Linked DNA regions of Homo sapiens: region 2 is linked to region 1. Evidence: read pairs that join two places in POLR2A ChIA-PET (ENCODE). Cell type or tissue: HepG2. All regions are shown on one strand. Each heading gives the region's core, and the rest is flanking DNA. Links, peaks and the distances in the headings are about the cores only.

What was found. ChIA-PET counts read pairs that join two places held together with the same protein. Peaks named below come from ENCODE experiments on the same cell type or tissue, not always from the same donor. Only the 100,000 strongest peaks of a DNase experiment are listed, where the experiment ranks them.
Region 2: POLR2A ChIA-PET joins it to region 1 with 5 read pairs; 2 of 35 experiments call an interaction of 5 or more read pairs at or near these places.

The regions. Positions count from the first base shown.
Region 1 is chr19:713,590-716,493 of GRCh38, forward strand. All of the region lies in intron 1 of PALM (paralemmin), which reads left to right. Among named protein-coding and RNA genes, the nearest start is that of PALM, 6.1 kb to the left of the region's middle. In HepG2, for the core only: no CTCF peak of the experiment used is centred there; no DNase peak of the experiment used is centred there.
Region 2 is chr19:1,182,857-1,185,760 of GRCh38, forward strand. No RefSeq gene overlaps it. Among named protein-coding and RNA genes, the nearest start is that of SBNO2, 10 kb to the left of the region's middle. RefSeq lists enhancers at 737-786, 1,037-1,236, 1,447-2,007, 2,008-2,566. In HepG2, for the core only: no CTCF peak of the experiment used is centred there; a DNase peak (open chromatin) is centred at 1,145.

The DNA.
Region 1 (2,904 bases), core at 170-2,669:
TGTTTGTTTGAGACACAGTCTCGCTGTCACCCAGGCTGGAGCACAGCGGTGTGATCTCGGCTTATAGCAACCTCTGCCTCCTGGGTTCACGCGATTCTCATGCCTCAGCCTCCCAAGCCGCTGGGACTACAGGCATGCGCCACTGCGCCTGGCTAATTTTTTGTATATTTTTAGTAGAGACGGGGTTTCACCATGTTGGCCAGGCTGGTCTCGAACTCCTGGCCTCAAGTGATCCGCCTGCCTCAGCTTCCCAAAGTGCTGGGATTACAAGAATGAGCCACCATGCCCAGCCTATGTTCTTTTTTTCTTTCTTTCTTTCTTTTTTTTTTTTTTGAGACAGAGTCTCGCTCTGTCACCCAGGCTGGAGTGCAGTGGGGTGATCTCGGCTCACTGCAACCTCTGCCTCCTGGGTTCAAGCCATTCCCCTGTCTCAGCCTCCCGAGTAGCTGGGACTACAGGTACCCGCCACCACACCCAGCTAATTTTTTTGTATTTTCAGTAGAGATGCGGTTTCACTGTGTTAGCCAGGATGGTCTTGATCTCCTGACCTTGTGATCTACCCTCCTCGGCCTCCCAAAGTGCTGGGATTACAGGCGTGAGCCACCGCGCCCGGCTTGTTGTATATTTTTTAGTAGAGACAGAGTTTCACCATGTTGGCCAGGCTGGTCTTGAACTTCTGGCCTAAAGTGATCCGCCCACCTCGGCTTCCCAAAGTGCTGGGATTACACGCATGAGCCACCGCGCCCAGCCTACGTTCTTTTTTTCTTTCTTTTTTTTTTTTTTTTTTCAGATGGAGTCTCTCTCTGTCGCCCAGGCTGGAGTGCAGTGGCGAGATCTCGGCTCACTGCAAGCTCTGCCTCCCAGGTTCATGCCATTCTCCTGCCTCAGCCTCCCGAGTAGCTGGGACTACAGGCGCCCGCCACCACGCCCGGCTAATTTTTTGTATTTTTAGTAGAGATGGGGTTTCACCATGTTAACCAGGATGGTCTCGATCTCCTGACCTCGTGATCCGCCCACCTCGGCCTCCCAAAGTGCTGGGATTACAGGCGTGAGCCACCGCGCCCAGCCTTCTTTTTTTTAGACTGGGTCTTACTGTGTTGCTCAGGCTGGAGTGCAGAGGTGTGATCATAGCTCACTGCAGCCTCCACGCCCCGGGCTCACGGGATCCTCCACCCAGCCTCTTGAGTAGCTGGGACTACAGGTGCCACCACCACACCCTGCTAATTATTATGTTTTGTTTTGTTTTTGTAGAGACGGGGTCTCCCTGTGTTGCCCAGGCCGGTCTCAAACTCCTGGGCTCAAGCATCCTCCCACCTCAGCCTCCCAAAGCGCTGGGAGTACACACATGTGAGCCACTGCACCCAGCCTGATGTTCTTTAAAAGCATCATATGGGCCGGGTGCAGTGGCTTATGCCTGTAATCCCAGTTCTTTGGAAGGCCGAGGCAGGAGGATCACCTCAGGTCAGGAGTTCGAGACCAGCCTGGCCAACATAGTGAAACCCCATCTCTACTAAAAATACAAAAATTAGCCGGGCGGGCGTGGTGGCGGGTGCCTATAATCCCAGCTACTCGGGAGGCTGAGGCAGGAGAATCGCTTGAACCTGGGAGGCGGAGCTTTCAGTGAGCCGAGATTGCACCACTGCACTCCAGCCTGGGTGACAGACAGAGCGAGACTCCGTCTCAAAAAAAAAAAGCATTATATCACCTTTTTCTGAGTGTGGGCCCCTGTTTCCTCTCATCCTTTCTTGATCTAGGAAACCTGTCATTTGTTTATTGAACAAATAAATGCTCCCTCCTCACCATCCTCGTGCTGTGCGGGATCAGCAGGGTCTGGAAAGCTATGCAGCATCTTCTCTGAGGTGTGAGAAAGGCTTCCTCATCCAGTCCATCATGAACCTTTTCTGAGAAGGATGTTTCAGGGTTCATCCAGGCAGGCAGAAGGATGCACCTTGTGGAAGGACTGGCATGTGCAAAGGGCTAGAGGTGGGAAAGCATTGGAAGAAGAGAATGCTCTTTGGTGTTTGTTCCTGCTAGGCCTTGAGTGCCAGGATGGGGAGTCATGGATAGTGTGTGAGCAGGGGAGGAGCAGTGGCTGACCTGGTCATCAAAAAAGGCGCTGGCAGCTGAGGAGTGAGCCCAGGGAGGAGCAAGTCATGGCCAAGCCTTGATTGTGGCTGCAGGGGCAGCATGCAGAGAAATGGCAGAGCCAGAGGGGGCAGGACCCCACGTCTAGGAGGGCAAACACAGGATTCCAGAACTGCGTGTGGTCAGTGATGCCCACAGGGACGGGGCTCCCTGGCTGGGGAGAAGTAGCCTGGTCCCTGGATACATGAGGGGGTGGAGGGCGTCCTCTAGGAGGATGGCTGCGTGGACGTCTTGGTGTCTGAGGAGTGTAAAATCAGGCCAGAGTGGCTGTCTCCCGCCCCAGGGTTTCAAGCAGAAATTCAGGGACAGTCAGAGCCAGTCACCAGGACAGAGCCTGGACTGGGTGGGAAGAGGGAAGGGGAGCTAGGCCTTGGGATGGGGAAGACTTAGATTAGGGCTGGGCATGGTGGCTCACGCCTGTAATCCCAGCACTTTGGGAGGCCGAGGCGGGCAGATCACCTGAGTTCAGGAGTTCGAGACCAGCCTGGTCAACATGGTGAAACCCCCGTCTCTACCAAAAATACAAAAATTAGCCAGGCATGGTGGCAGGTGCCTGTAATCCCAGCTACTCGGGAGGCTGAGGCAGGAGAATCGCTTGAACCCAGGAGGAGGTTGCAGTGAGCCGAGATTGCGCCACTGCCCTCCAGCCTGGGTGACAGAGCGAGACTCTTTCTCTCAAAAAAAAAAAAAAAGAAAGTTTAGATTAGGACCAGAGTGAGGCCAGCTGAGTGGGAGGCGCTGCATGGTCAACAGACTGGT
Region 2 (2,904 bases), core at 195-2,694, 470 kb after region 1:
GCCTCCAGAGTAGCTGGGATGACAGGCGCACCACTATGCCTGGTTAATTTTAAATTTTGTTGGCCAGGCGCGATGGCTCATGCCTGTAATCCCAGCACTTTGGGAGACCAAGGCGGGTGAGTCACCTGAGATCAGGAGTTCGAGACCAGCCTCACCAACGTGGTGAAACCCTTTCTCTACTAAAAAAAAAAAACAAAAACAAAATTAGCCAGGCATGGTGGCACGCACCCATAATCCCAGCTACTCGGGAGGCTGATGCAGGAGAATCGCTTGAACCCAGGAGGCGGAGGTTGCGGTGAGCCGGGATCGCACCACTGCACTCCAGTCTGGGCGAAAGAGCGAGACTCCGTCTCGACAAACAAACAAACAAACAAACAATAAATAAATAAATAAACCTTGTTTGTAGTGAAGAGGTCTCACTGGGTTACCCAGGCTAATCTTGAACTCCTGGCTTCAAGTGAGCTTCCCACCTCGGTCTCCCAAAGTGCTGAGATGACAGGTGTGAGCCGCTGCACCCGGCCTGAACTTCCTATCAGGTGCTCATTATGAGCCAGGATTGAGCTACAGAAAATGCGAGGGAGGGGAGACGGCCCCCAGGATGCCCCCAAACCGGTACTCTGCACCCCCTGGGCCCACATCTAAGGACGACAAGGCAGAGGCCTCAAATGCCAGGTCCTGTGGCTTTGTCCCCGGGGCGGTGGGGAGCCACGGGCAGAAGTAGGGCACCAGAGGAGATTGCTCTGCCAGGGCTGGGGCCAGAGCAAAGGGCCGGGGGCAGGGCAGGGGCGTTGGATCGTTGGATGGGGCTGCAAGGTGGGGAGGGCAGGTTGGGGCCATGTATTCATCCGAGATGAATTTCTCAGTGCCACCCAGGGCCAGGCCCCACTTGCAGGTGCCAGGGCCACTACAGAGAACAGACACACCCTGAGGGGGTCCCCAGGCCACGAAGAAGCCGGATGCTGGAGCAGCCTAGGACACAGACACCTTGGCCCTTCCCAGGCAGGCCCCTGCCACGTGAGTGCAGGGCAAGGGTCCCAGGAGGGGGAACGGGCTCCAGGCCCCACCATGGCTGCCCTGAGTGTACGCAGTGGTCAGCCCAGTGCTGATGTCACCTGTGTGGGGACTTCCTGGACCTTCACCTCGGATCCGCTGCCCGGCCCCGAGGGAAATTCCAGAGAAGCCAGGGCCGCTCCTGGCTGACTCATTCTAGGTGCCAGTAGCACGGGAGGGGCTGGGCAATGGAGGGCCTGGGGGCATTTGGAGAACTGTGAGGAGTCTGACCACCTCCTCTGAGGGCCAGTTTCTGCTGCGTCCCACGGGGACTTGGGGAAAACTTGGACTCCCCAGCCCCAGCCCTGGCATCATTTTTTTTTTTTTTTTGAGACAGAGTTTCACTCTTGTTGCCCAGGCATGGGTGCAGTGGTGCGATTTCGGCTCACTGCAACCTCAGCTTCCCGGGTTCAAGTGATTCTGTCGCCTCAGCCTCCCCAGTAGCTGGGATTACAGGCGCCTGCCACCGCGCCCGGCTAAATTTTGTATTTTTAGTACAGACAGGGTTTCGCCATGTTGGCCAGGCTGGTCTTGAACTCCTGACCTCAGGTGATCCACCCGCCTCAGCCTCCCAAAGTGCTGGGATGACAGGCGTGAGCCACAGTGCTCAGCCCAGGCCAGCATCTACAGGGCACAAGTGGGAATCTGGGTTCTAGGAGGTGAGAACTGGGGGGTGGGGGGTTGCAATGGGTGGAGAGTGCTTTCCCTTCCCTGCAGGCCTTCTCACGTCCACAGGGTTGCAAGCGGGACTGGCAGAGTTGAAACAAAAGTCAGGGAGCAGGGCTGGGCGCAGTGGCTCAAGCCTATAATCCCAGCACTTTGGGAAGCCGAGGGAGGCTGATCACCTGAGGTCAGGAGTTCGAGACCAGCCTGGCCAACATGGAGAAACCCCGTCTCTACAAAAAATACAAAAATTAGCCGGGCTTGGTGGCGGGTGCCTGTAATCCCAGCTACTCGGGAGGCTGAGGCTGGAGAATTGCTTGAACCTGGGAGGCGGAGGTTGCAGCGAGCCGAGGTCGCACCACTGCACTCCAGCCTGGGTGACAGAGCAAGACTCCATCTCAAAAAAACAAAAGAGGAGTGTGGGAACAAGTAGTGAAGATTTCCACCGTTCAAATCCCGCCACTCCCCCCCGGGGCTCTGTGACCTCAGGAAGGCACATGACCTCCCACACTTCAGTTTGCCCATCTATAAAATGAGGATAATCGTGGTACCTCCTTTGGAAGCCTTTTGTGAGAATTTGGTAAGTTCTGGTATGTGTTAAGTGTTTGGAGTGGGGCTTGGGGTATGGTGAAGAGTTTATATTAAAAAAAAGAAAAAAAACCTTCAAGTTGGGCATAGTGGTGCACGCCTGTAATCCCAGCACTTTGGGAGGCCGAGGCGAGCAAATCACTTGAGGTCAGGAGTTTGAGATCCACCTGGCCAACATGGTGAAGCCCTGTCTCTAGTATAAATACAAAAATTAGCCGGGGGTGGTGGTGCACACCTATAGTCCCAGCTACTGAAGAGGCTGAGGCAGGAGAATCTATTGAATCTGGGAGGCAGAGGTTGCAGTGAGCTGAGATCGCGCCATTGCACTCCAGCCTGGGCGACAGAGCCAGACTCCACCTCAAAAAAAAAAAAAAAAACAAACAAGAATCGTTTGGTTGCAGCTGACAGAAATTGAAACTACAACTGGCTCCTTTTTAAAAAACAGGAATTTTTTGCTCATGGAACTGAAAGATTTAGGGATAGAGCTAACTCAAGGCCACCCCTCTCAGCACCGTTGATGTTCTGGAAAGGACCATTCACTAGGGTGGGGGCCGTCCTGGGCACACAGGGTGCTCAGCAATGACCCTGGCCTCCACCCAGTCA